Regions from separate parts of the Homo sapiens genome. Here region 2 is linked to region 1. The links are chromatin contacts, found by Hi-C in ENCODE. All regions are on one chromosome and are shown on one strand. The core of a region is the stretch at or near the end of the contact, and the rest is flanking DNA. Distances in the headings are between cores, read along the strand shown.

Evidence for each region. Hi-C counts contacts between places; a loop is a spot of excess contacts on that map. Pooled maps may share reads with other maps.
Region 2: a pooled map shows a loop between it and region 1 (22-fold over the local background). The contact joins the promoter of KIDINS220 here to the promoter of ADI1 in region 1. A Hi-C loop is called at or near these places in 5 of 50 pooled maps.

The regions. Positions count from the first base shown.
Region 1 is chr2:3,516,716-3,522,532 of GRCh38, reverse strand. It overlaps ADI1 (acireductone dioxygenase 1), which reads left to right and starts at 3,002. Exons shown (of 4, transcript NM_018269.4): 1 at 3,002-3,165. The coding sequence starts at 3,046. It overlaps LOC124907725 (a long non-coding RNA gene), which reads right to left and starts at 2,987. Exons shown (of 2, transcript XR_007086195.1): 1 at 2,577-2,987. RefSeq lists enhancers at 2,294-2,814, 2,815-3,336 and silencers at 2,756-2,885, 2,956-3,275, 3,356-3,415, 3,896-4,095.
Region 2 is chr2:8,834,598-8,840,414 of GRCh38, reverse strand. It overlaps KIDINS220 (kinase D interacting substrate 220), which reads left to right and starts at 2,802. Exons shown (of 30, transcript NM_020738.4): 1 at 2,802-2,935. RefSeq lists silencers at 2,626-2,675, 2,686-2,745.

The DNA.
Region 1 (5,817 bases), core at 1,753-4,252:
TCAGCCTCCCATGTCTCATCTTTAAAATGTGGATAATAAGTCATACCAACTTCACAGTGTAATCATGAGGAGTAAAAATAATAATATGCATCAAATCTTTAAAATGTTACCCAGCACACACTACTATTATTATTGTCACAATTACTATTTTCTTTTTAATAAAAATATTTTTTGTAGAGATGGGGTCTTGCTGTATTGCCCAGGCTGATCTGGAACTCCTGGCCTCAAGTGATCCTCCCACCTTGGCCTCCCAAAGTGTTGGGATTACAGGCATGAGCCACAGCACCCAGCCTAGTACTACTATTTTCTAGTAAATGAGAAGCATTAGATATGAGATAGGAGTGCAGTTACAGTAAGACAGTAAAGACTATTTGGAGTGTTCCTCATCCTATCCCTTCATTCAACAAACTTTTAAAAAAATTGTCTACTATGTACCAAGCACTGAAGGACTAATAAGACACATTCTCTGACCTCAAGGTATATGCGGCACTCAGCAATACAGACAAATCCATTCATTCAGCAAGTACCAAACAACACATGGAGTGGTCAGTCCTTTGGTGAAAAGACATCAAGTCAACATGTCCTTACAAACTCTAAGCTAGCACCATGGCAGTGTTTCACACGGAGAGCCCATCTAGTTGTCTAGGGAGTGGTCAGAGAAGGCTTCTCTACGAAAGGGATAGTTAAGCTGAAATTAGAATTTTGTATAGGAGAAAAGTACTTGGAGGAAGGAAGAGCATTTTCAGTGGAAAAACTGCATGGGTGAAGGGCCCAAAGGAAGGAGGAGCATATGACTCAAATACACTGAAAGGCCAAAGTATCTGGAGGACAGAGAACAAGAAAGGAGGGCGATGGGCTGTGAGGTGGTCAGGCCGAGGCTATAGAAAGGAGGGTTGAAGCAGAAAAGGGGCTTGACTGGATTCCATGTTTTTTTGTTTGTTTGTTTTTTGAGACAGAGTCTTGCTCTGTCACCCAGGCTACAGTGCAGTGGTACAATCTCAACTCACTGCAACTTCAGACTCCCAGGCTCAAGCAATCCTCCTGTCTCAGCCTGCAGAGTAGCTGGGACTAGCGGTGCAAACCACCACGGCCAGCTAATTTTTGTACTTTTAGTAGAGACGGGGTTTCACCATGTTGCCTCGGCTGGTCAAGTGATCTACCCTCTTTGGGCTCCCGAAGTGCTGGAATTACAGGCGTGAGCCACAGTGCCTGGCATCTGGCTCCTATTTTTAAAAGGTCACTCTGGGTGCTGTGCATAGAATGGATTGCACTGGGGCAAAAATGGAAGCGGTGTGAGGAGGGGGAATTTCAGTAGTCAATTCCATCAGGCAAGAAAAGACTGCAGAAAGAGTTGGGCTGGAGAGAAGTGAATGGATTTGCGGTGTGTTTCGAAGGTCAAAGCAACATGACTTGCTGATAGATTGGATTGGATCTTGAGGGTGAGGAAAAGCAAAACTGAGAGTACACCTAGATTTTTTTATTAAGCCACTGGGCAGTCAGTGCTGCCGTTCACTGAGACGGGAAAGGTTAGGGAGAAGCATGTTTGGGGGTGTGTGTGGGGAATCAGTTGTTTTGGCCATGTTAGGTTTGACACACTGATTAGCCATGTATGTGACAACACCAACTGGATACTCAAGCCTGAGGTTCTGGAATGAGGTCCAGGTTGGAGATGTGGCTGCAGGAGCCGGCAGCACAGCATGGAAAGTCGCCTGGAGTGAGTGGATAGGAACAGGACGAGGAGAGTCTGGAACGCTCCACTAACCAGTGGTTAGAGGAGCAGGAGCTAGGAGGGGCCTGGGAAGGAGCAGCCAAGATGCCCTCATGAAGGAAAATGAGAAAATGTTTCAAGAAGGGCGTGGGCAACTGTGACGAATGTTGCTGGTAAGAACAGAAGTGCCATGATTGGATCTGGCAATATGGCAGTCATTAGCAGTTCCCCAGTGGTGAGAAGCGAAGCCTTATTGCAGTGGCTTAAGGAGAAAATGCGAGGTGCGAGATTGCCATTAGATTCTTGCATGAAGGTTTGTCATGAGTGCTGCAGAAAAATGGGCAATGGCGTCTAAGGTGTGTTCTTGAAGGATGAGTAGTAACTGGTCAAGTGAAGAGGTGGAGAGGTAGGCTCTCTAAGGAGGATGTATTTGCAAAGCCATTAGAGCAAGGGAACAGAAATGAAATAAGTGTGTATTTTTCTTGCAATATTTCTGGAAGTTCAAGAGTCAATTGCATGCATTGGGGTTGTGCTCTTACAGCAGTCTCATTTAAATCCTGTCTGCTTTATCGTTATTTGTTAAAGAGACTGAGGGAATGGCTGAGATAATCTGATCTTTTTCAACTCGTTGGTTTGAAAAGACATCTAGGATGGTCAAGCGGCTGGACTTTATTAGCTACATTGAAAAATTCAGAATGGGATAGGGGAAGCTTGTTTTTATTCTAAGACTAGCACATTACAGTGTATGGGGAAGGGAGAAACGATGAAAAGAGGAAACAAGAGGAAGTTTAAAAAGTACAGGGTAGCACTGCAGAATGCCGACACTGCAAAAGTCTGGCGAGCGGGGAGGTGGAGGACAATGTCTCACCTGGGATCCGAGCTGTGAAGTCTCAACTGTGCCCATATGGACTGCATGAGCTTAACAAAATCCTTATTCTTTTTTTTTTTTTTTTGCATTTGCTTTCCATACTCTAAACACGTTTAACGTCGTTTGCCTCACAAGATTGCTCTGAAGGTGCAGGGAGACCGCGGCAGCACACACAAGGCACGTGCGATGCCTACGGTGAGCTTCACCTGCCCGGCGCGTCTGGCGAACGGCTGGCCCCGGGCCGCGGGCCTCAGGCAGGTCCGAGGGTGCCCAGGACAGGGTCGGGGCTTGAATGCCTTTGCTTCCGAAAACAGCGGAGCCGTGGGGCCTCCCCCGCGCCGGCCCTGCCTCCAACCAGCCGCCCAATCCCGGCTCCCATGCGCGTCCACGCCTCCCTATAAGATAAAGCGCGGCCGACGGGCTCCGAGCGCGGCCCCTGGGTTCGAACACGGCACCCGCACTGCGCGTCATGGTGCAGGCCTGGTATATGGACGACGCCCCGGGCGACCCGCGGCAACCCCACCGCCCCGACCCCGGCCGCCCAGTGGGCCTGGAGCAGCTGCGGCGGCTCGGGGTGCTCTACTGGAAGGTACGCGAGCCCAAGCCTCGCAGAGCGTGCGGGCGACGCCGACCCCCAAACGCCGCGCACAGCCCAGCCTCCTCCAGGTGCCGGGCAGCGGCCTGGGAGCCGCGGCATGCTGCGCATGCTCAGCAGCGGGATTTGGGGGTTCGTGGCGGCTCCCGGTGCCTGGGGTGGGCTGCGCATGCTCAGCAGTGGGGCTGGGTGGTCAGGGCCTCCTGCGCGGCGCCTGGGTGTGCTGCGCATGCTCAGCAGCGGCGTTGAGGGGTCGGCGGTCAGCCCCCAGCGCCTGTGGTGTGCTGCGCATGCTCAGCAGCGAAGTTTACGGGGTTGGCGGTCGGCTTCCGGCGCCTGGGGTGGGCTGCGCATGCTCAGCAGCGGGGCTGGTGGGGGTCGGCGGTCCGTTTCTGTTGCCTGGGGTGTGCTGCGCATGCTCAGCAGCAGAGTTGGCGAGTCAGGGGCCTCGCAGCCGGGACTCGCTGCGCACGCGCAGCTCCGGGATTGGCAGCGACCTGAAGGGTCGGCCGGCAGGGCTGCAAGATTCGCCGGAGGCGGGCTGCGAGTTCGTGGGCTCGTTGGGCTTGTCCGACGCCCTGCCTGCCTGGCTAACCTCGGTCAAAGGCCCAGGGGTTTCTTCTATCGGAGGAAGGGGGACTCCGCTTGAAAGTGTCCTGGGGGAGGGACCGGGCGCCAGCAGATCGAGGCGGGGTCCTGCCGCGGTCTGTCGGGGATCCCCGGGGGGTAGCGCTCGGTGGTGGGGTGGGGGCGTCTCCAGTGGGCGGTGGAGCTGGCTTGGGTCCCGGCTGGGCCCGGTGTCAGCCCTGCCTCTGTAACGCTAGCTTTGCAAGGCGGGGCTAGGCTTTGCACCGGTGTCCCGTTGCTTGCACAGCACCAGTCCAGATCCGCTCACCTTGTTTATTTGCAAATGGTTTTGCAGTAACAAAGGTTTACTGCAAAAGAGAGGGCCAGGGTAGGCCTCAGGGATAGGCTGAGGGGTGACTGGATCTAATCTTCATTCATGTGATTTAAATGAAATACACAGGGTTACCTGGACACCACACTTTTTCCCTTGGGAAAGGATTATAGAATATTCCAGCATAATCTATTTGGATATCATCTTGTTCTATCCTAAATAACAGAAGAGGGAAGTGACAATTGGCATACCAGTGCGAAACAGGGCATGCATGTTAATGTTTACATAGTATTTGTCTTTTCCTAGGATAAGGTTTAACACTTACCTTGCTGGAGGGTACTTCTTCAAAGCAATCAAGTGGTTTATAGTTTTCCATTAATGAGAGGAGAATAAATTTTGACTTATTATGTTTATCCACAATCCAAACAACCAGAGGGTTCAAATTAATACACTTGGGGAGTTTCATTGTGCATTTGACGGTTTTAAGAACAAGAACAAGAGTGAGATTACAGGTCAGCTTCTTAATGTATTCAAAGAATAAAATAAGATTTATTTTAATAGACATCTTTTAGATTATTACATGGGCTCAAACATAGTTTTTCCTACCGTCTAGTTCTGCTCTGAGTCAGGGCTATCAAAATTAAATCATGTTTACTCTGTGGTTTTAATGTCCTGTGTGTTTTTATATTCTTCCTTTCTTTTTTTTTTTTGCTCTTTTTGCCCAGGCTGGAGTGCAGTGGCATGATCTCGGCTCACCGCAACCTCATCTTCCCGAGTTCAAGCCATTCTCATGTGTCAGCCTCCCGAGTAGCTGGGATTACAAGGTGCACAGCACCATGCCGGGCTAATTTTGTATTTTTAGTAGAGACAGGGTTTCTCCATGTTGGTCAGGCTGATCTTGAACTGCTGACCTCAGGTGATCCACCCACTTCGGCCTCCCAAAGTGCTGGCATTATAGACACGAACCACCGCACCCGGCCTATATGCTTTCTTAATATCCATTCTGGATCAGTGCTGTTGGAAGACAAAATTACAACAAATTTAGTTAAAGATCTAATTAGCTTTTATTCTTGATTTGTGAATAGGGCAACCTCCGTTCTACAAAATAGAATAAGAGCTCGATAGGGTAATAGCACAACAGTGGGTTTTGTAGGGCGGCAACAAAGAAACAGAACAATAGGTAGAAAAGCTGATTGGTTAACGTCAAGTTACATTAGGTTACTTTTTTCCTAAGGGTTAAAGCAGAAGCGACTTCCTTATTATTCTGACTCAGGAAGACTGGAATCTTCTGATCGCAGGAAAAGCTGGTCTGTTTGAGATGCACCTCCTTCTTTAAAGTTTTAGTTTGATCAAGTGGCATATGGCATGAGTGGCTGCATTTTGGTTTGGTCTCATCCTGGGGCCTAGTGCAGGGGCTCAGTCCAAAACAGTGACCTCTCCTGGGCCAGGCATGGTGGCTTCTGTCATCCCAGCACTTTGGGAGGCTGAGGCGGCAGATTGCCTGAAGCCAGAAGTTTGAGACCTCATCTCTAAAAAAACCCAAAAAACAAAAAAGCCACACACACACCCCATATTAACATTATATATATGTAACATCTCCCATAATTTTTAACAGAGGTAACACATGTGGACATGTTTGTGTATCTGTTTAATCAATCTGTTATTAGTGACATAGAGTTCTAAAAAACCTTTTGTCATACATACAAACAATTGGAAGATTATTTTAGCTTGGAATAAACTAAATACCT
Region 2 (5,817 bases), core at 1,553-4,052, 5.3 Mb before region 1:
ATTAACTGACCATTTAATCAGGGGGAAGATGACTTCCAACTTCCGGTTTTGGTGGTTAGGGTTGGAGCCAGGTCTCTGAAACTAGTGACGCAGGAGCAAGGGTGGGTGGGAGGGGTATGGGTGAGTCCAGTGGGGACAGAACTCTGCAACCCCAACAATTCATGGGAGGTGGAATCTGAGAAGGAGCTGCCAGAAGAATGGGATAGAAGCCCAGGAGAAGAAATATTTCCAGGAGGGGGCCGGGCGCGGTGGCTCACGCCTGTAATCCCAGCACTTTGGGAGGCTGAGGCGGGCGGATCATGAGGTCAGGAGATCGAGACCATCCTGGCTAACACGATGAAACCCCGTCTCTACTAAATATACAAAAAATTAACCGACCGCGGTGGCGGGCGCCTGTAGTCCCAGCTACTCGGGAGGCTGAGGCAGGAGAATGGCGTGAATCCGGGAGGTAGAGCTTGCAGTGAGTTGAGATCGCACCACTGCACTCCAGCCTGGGCAACAGAACGAGACTCTGTCTCCAAAAAAAAAAAAAAGAAATATTTCCAGGAGGGAGTGCTAAACTGTGCTACCAAGAGAGGGAGGGAAGAGGATGAGGGAGGACAGAAGGAGGACTAGGGGAAGTGGTGGGAGGATTGGAGAGGCTTGGGTGGCTGGAGGAAGACGGGAGGACAGAGGGGGGGATGGGAGGAAGAGGGGTGTGGGGAGAGTTGGGGGAGGATGTGGGGGCAGAGGGTGGAGGAAGCAGTGAGAGGATAAGAGGAGGATGGAGGGGATTGAGGGAAACAGCTGGAGGCTGAGGAAAGATGGGGTTGGGGGGTGGTGGGAAGGGTAGTGGATGCTGGGGGAGGCAGCCTTCTATTTCCATAGGACAAATTTGATACTCTTCTAATCCCTTCAGTGGCCTTCTATTTCCCTAGAACAAATTCCCAAATGGTACTTAACACTCAAGGCCCTTCAGAGGCTGACCCCTGCTCCATCTACTGCCCCCTCCCATGCTGCCACCCCAGCCCCAAGGCTGGCAAATATTGACAGTTCCTGGAACTTTGGGCCACCCTCCTTCTCATCTCTATTCTTTTCCAAAGTGTTGTTCCCCGACCTGGACATTCTTCCTAGCCCCATCCAACTGATGTGATGGACAAACTATACTTCAGATACAGCTGGAGGTGCGGGGGGGGGGGGTCCCTTCTTTTGTGAACCTTCCTAGTGGACCCCAAGCAGAGTTGGTAACTCCATCCTCTGTGCTTACCTCCTTACTGCACTGTGCCTAGGACATGGTCAGGACTCAGAAAGGCTGTGCTAAATAACGCACATTTAACCTGTTTCCTTGTCTTCTCCCCTACTCTAAGGTTGGCTTCATCCTTATATCCTACTGATATGGTTTGGCTCTGTGACCCCACCCAAATCTCATCTCGAATTGTATTCCCCATAATCCCCACGTGTCAAGGGAGGGACTTGGTCGGGGGTGATTGGATCACGTCAGCGGTTTCCCCCGTGCTGTTCTCGTGATAGTGAGTGAATTCTCACGAGATCTGTTGGATGTAAAAGGGGCTTTTGACCCTTTTGCTGGGCACCTCTCTTCCTGCAGCCATGTGACGAAGGACGTGTTTGCTTCCCTTTCCGCCATGATTTTAAGTTTCCTGAGGCTTCTCCAGCCATGCAGAACTGTGAGTCAATTAAACCTCTTTTCTTTATAAATTACCCTGTCTCAGGTGGTTCTTTATAGCAGTGTGAAAACGGGCTAATACACCTACCATACTTCTAACCCCCAACGCCTGACCCACCCTGCCCTGTTTACAACAGTGGCTGGCCTTAGCAAGTCATTATCGAAGAAATCACACCATTTAGGACTCCACTGTACACGTTGGGGTGTTCGCTCCTTGTTTCATGAGGGGCACACCAACTTCCGTTTTTGTTTGTTTGTTTGTTTGTTTGGAGATAGGATCTTGCCCTGTTGCCCTGGCTGAAGTGCAGTGGTGTGATCTCAGCTCACTGCAGCCTCGAACTCCTGGGCTCAAGTGATCCTCTCACCTCTGTCTCCTAAGTGGCTGGGACTACAGGTGTGCAACACCACGCCTGGCTAAGTTTTGTATTTTTGTATTTTTTTTTTTTTTTTTTTTTTTTGTAGAGAAGAGGTCTCTCCATGTTGCCCAGGCTGGTTTCAAACTCCTGAGCTCAAGTGATCCTCCGTCTTGGCCTCCCAAAATGCTGGGATTACAGGAGTGAGCCATTGTCCCCACCCCGCACCAACTTCTGATGAAGTCAGGCTCCTTATTGGCTTTTTCCTGAGTTGCCAGGTTGACACATTGGTGGGTGCTTTTCGATGGTTCGCAACCTACGCACGTCGTAATCATCCTTGGACCTTTTCAAAAATCAAGATTGACGCTTGTTGGCAGCAAGGCCTAGGAATGTGGAGGCTGAAGGAGGTGAGGGGAGGTGCTGGGAGACCTGGAAGGAGTGTGAACTACAGGCCCCGCGAAAGGCAGAGGTCTCGCTCCTGGATCCGGAAGAAGGCTGCTGAGCGGGCTTTCATTTCTTATGTATGTGCAGTTTCTTCTGAAGATATAATTGATGTTTATTTCTCTGAATAAGCTTGATTATAATGGAAAATAGGGATAATAAATTAACTGTAATAAGAGTGACATTGACACTGAAAAACCTTGCCTGGGGCGCTTGTCCTGGGTGTCCCCGCCCCGCGGCCCCTCCAGCCCCGCCTGCTCTACGCCCCGCCCCGCCCCTCCCCTCCACGCCCAGGGGGCGTGGCAACCCGGAGTCCCTCCCCTACCCAGGGCACGTGATCTGTCAGTTCGCGGAGAGGGAAGAATATGGCCGCCGGGTGTGGTGAGGGCGACGCGCTTGCAGTCGCCGTCTCTTGCTTCCCCGTCCTCTGACATCGCCTGCAGCCGAGCGGGCCCGTTCCGCCGGAGCTGAGGACCAGGTTGGGAGACCGTCAGTGTGGAGGCCGGTCCGCGAAGCTTTGCCGCGGGATTGGGGAGGAGTCGGGGGCGAGGCCGGGCTCGGGGAGTCGGGCGGGGAGGTGGGACAGCCGAGGAGTGCGCGGAAGGGGCGAGCTCGGACCGGGGGTCCCGGGGAGGGCATGGCGCGGGCCCCGGACGCTCGGGCCCCGGCTTTCGGGGCGAGTCCGCGTTTCCTGGAGCGCCGGGAAGGTCTCCGACCTTGGAGTCTCTGGTGGTCTGTCTCCTGAGGGGCCCCTCGGGTGGGTTGGGGTGAAGGGTGTTGGTAAAACCGTTTTTTTTCTTTTGCCAAGCAGCCTCTGGCACATCCACCACCTTGAGAGCCCCCTTAGCTGGTACCGCTAGTCTTTCTAGGTTCCTCCTCCTAGGCTTCCACGGGCCGGGAGGTGTTGTTTTCTCCCTTGCTTTTATCGTGGGCTCCATTGCTCCATTGTCCTGTGCAGGCTTTTAAACGCCTGGCAAAATAGTGCAAGCCATTGATTTCCACGCCTCCAAGATTTATTTATAGGGAAATAATTTCTTCATCACTTTGTAATGTTGGAATTTTTATTCTTTCAAGTTGACAGGTTTAAACCGATGAAAAATTTTTTTATGAATAACTATGCAGCCATCTCTGCTCCCTATGGGCGCTTGTTAAAAATGTAGATTTCTTAGCGTTTTAGAGATTCCCATTCCTTCGGCCTGAGGTGTGGCTCGGGAATCACCCCTTCAGGTTCGTTCCTGTCCACATTTTGACAACACTGAGGACCAGACATCTACACCTTTTTAAACCACCGTGGGGTATTGAGTGCAGAGCCCAGGTTGGGAAATGCCGTGGCCAGGTGTGTTCTTTGTTCTCTTCTAGCTTTACTAGCATGGACTACTTTCATCAGAATCATTTTGGGGTGCTTGTTAAAATGTCAGTTTCTGGGCACCACCCCAGATCTAGGGAATGGGATTCTCCCGGGGAGGAGCTCAAGGGATATGTGTATTTGACAAGCTTCCCAAATAATTTTGGTGCACACAAGTTTGAGAATCCTTGTTCTACACCCTTTGTGTGAATAATTTCCAGATCATTCACACACAGTGTGAACGGTATCTTTTTCCAAGTATTGGGTGGGTTTCTCCAACCTAGTTCTTTTGGGACACTTCAAATTCAGCCTGGCCAAAGCCCCATTCGCCCAGCTGGGGTGGTGGAAGGGAGGAGGCATAACTTAAGTAGAGAAAAGTCTGCTCTTTCTCCTGCTTTTTTTTTTTTGGTTAAGGGCAGCTCCATTCTTCAGTCACCTATGCTGGGCATCTGGTCATCTTCCACCTGTTTTCTTTTCCAACCAGTCACATAGTTTTATCTTTATATCCAGAATATCTCTTCTGGATATTTTGGTAGTTCAGAAAGTTCAAATGTCAGGGATTTTATATTTTTCAAGTTAATATCCCTCATTTCTTCTCTATTCCCACTGCCTCTCTTGTGTACTGTCTGGTGATTCCTTGACTGGTATCTAGGGCCCTGATTCTTTGTATTTTTCCAGTCTGGGTCACATACACTGCCAGATTAATTTTTATAGGATCATGTATGAATGTGCCATCCCCTTCTTCCTGCTTTTGCTCAAGAACGGTCAGTTTCTCCATTTTATGTGCTACTGTATTTGTCAGGGCTGTTTAGAAGACAGTAGAAACTTAAACCTTTTACTTCAAGGAAAAGGAGATAATAGGATTGAATGAGAGTCAGAAAGAAGTCAGGATCCCAGGTACCTCCATTTTCTACATCTCCCTGGGGCAACTTTTTTTTTTTTTTTTTTTTTTTGAGACAGGGTCTGGCTCTGTTGCCCAGGCTGGAGTGCAGGTGGTGTGATCTTGGCTCACTGCAGCCCTGACCTCCTCTTAGGGGCCACATTTGTTCTCTTACTTAGGAGGAGTCTCTTTTCTGTTCATATCTGTTGTATTCTCTCTTTGCTGATTGGCTGTCTCAGAACTGTATCATTTTATGTGTGACCCATATTGATTGGCCCAGTCTCTGGTTTCTAATTCCCAGTTCTAGAGAGAGAAGTCTGATTGGCCCAGCTTATCTTTTTCAACAGTTTCATGCCACAGATCATATGCCCATCCCTGGGAATGGCTGATGCTAGAGAACATGGCTGTTGAGGGTAGCAGGGGCTGTGGGTGGGCAAAGTCCTTCAGAAGAGGTATCTTTAGCATACCTATGCAGTTATTTAATTTGATGGTTATCTATTAAGTTTCTACCTGTTCTAGATCTGTAATAGGTTCTGGGGATGTAAGAATGAAGGAGAGAGACAGCCCTTAATAAATTAGTTCAAGGCTGGGCATGCAGGCTCACACCTGTAATCTCAGTGCTTTGGGAGGCTAAGGCAGGAGGATCACTTCAGGCTAGGAGTTCAAGAGCAGCCTCGGCAATATAGCAAGTCCTGTCTCTACAAAAATTAAAAATGTAAACAATGATCTGGGTGTGTTGGCATGCACCTGTAGTCCCAGCTATTCAGGGAGGGTGAGGCAGGAGGATCGCTTGAGTCCAGGAGTTTGAGTCTGCAGTGAGCTATGAATGTGCCACTGCACTCCATCCTGGGCAATAGAGCCAGACCCTGTCTCAATAAAAATAAATAACTAAATACATACATACATACATACATATACATACATAAGTTAGTTTATAGGTGACCCGCGAGGGGGGTTTTGAAGGGTGTGTTTTGGCTTGTTAAGAATGTTAAAGTTGGGTCAGGCATTACAGGTGGTTGGATCAGCTTGGGCATGTCCATTCATTCTACCGATACTGGGTTCTGTGGTGTACCAGGCACTTCTCTTAAGTGCTGGAGATTCAGCAGTAAACAAAACAGATAGTCTTTATTCTCAT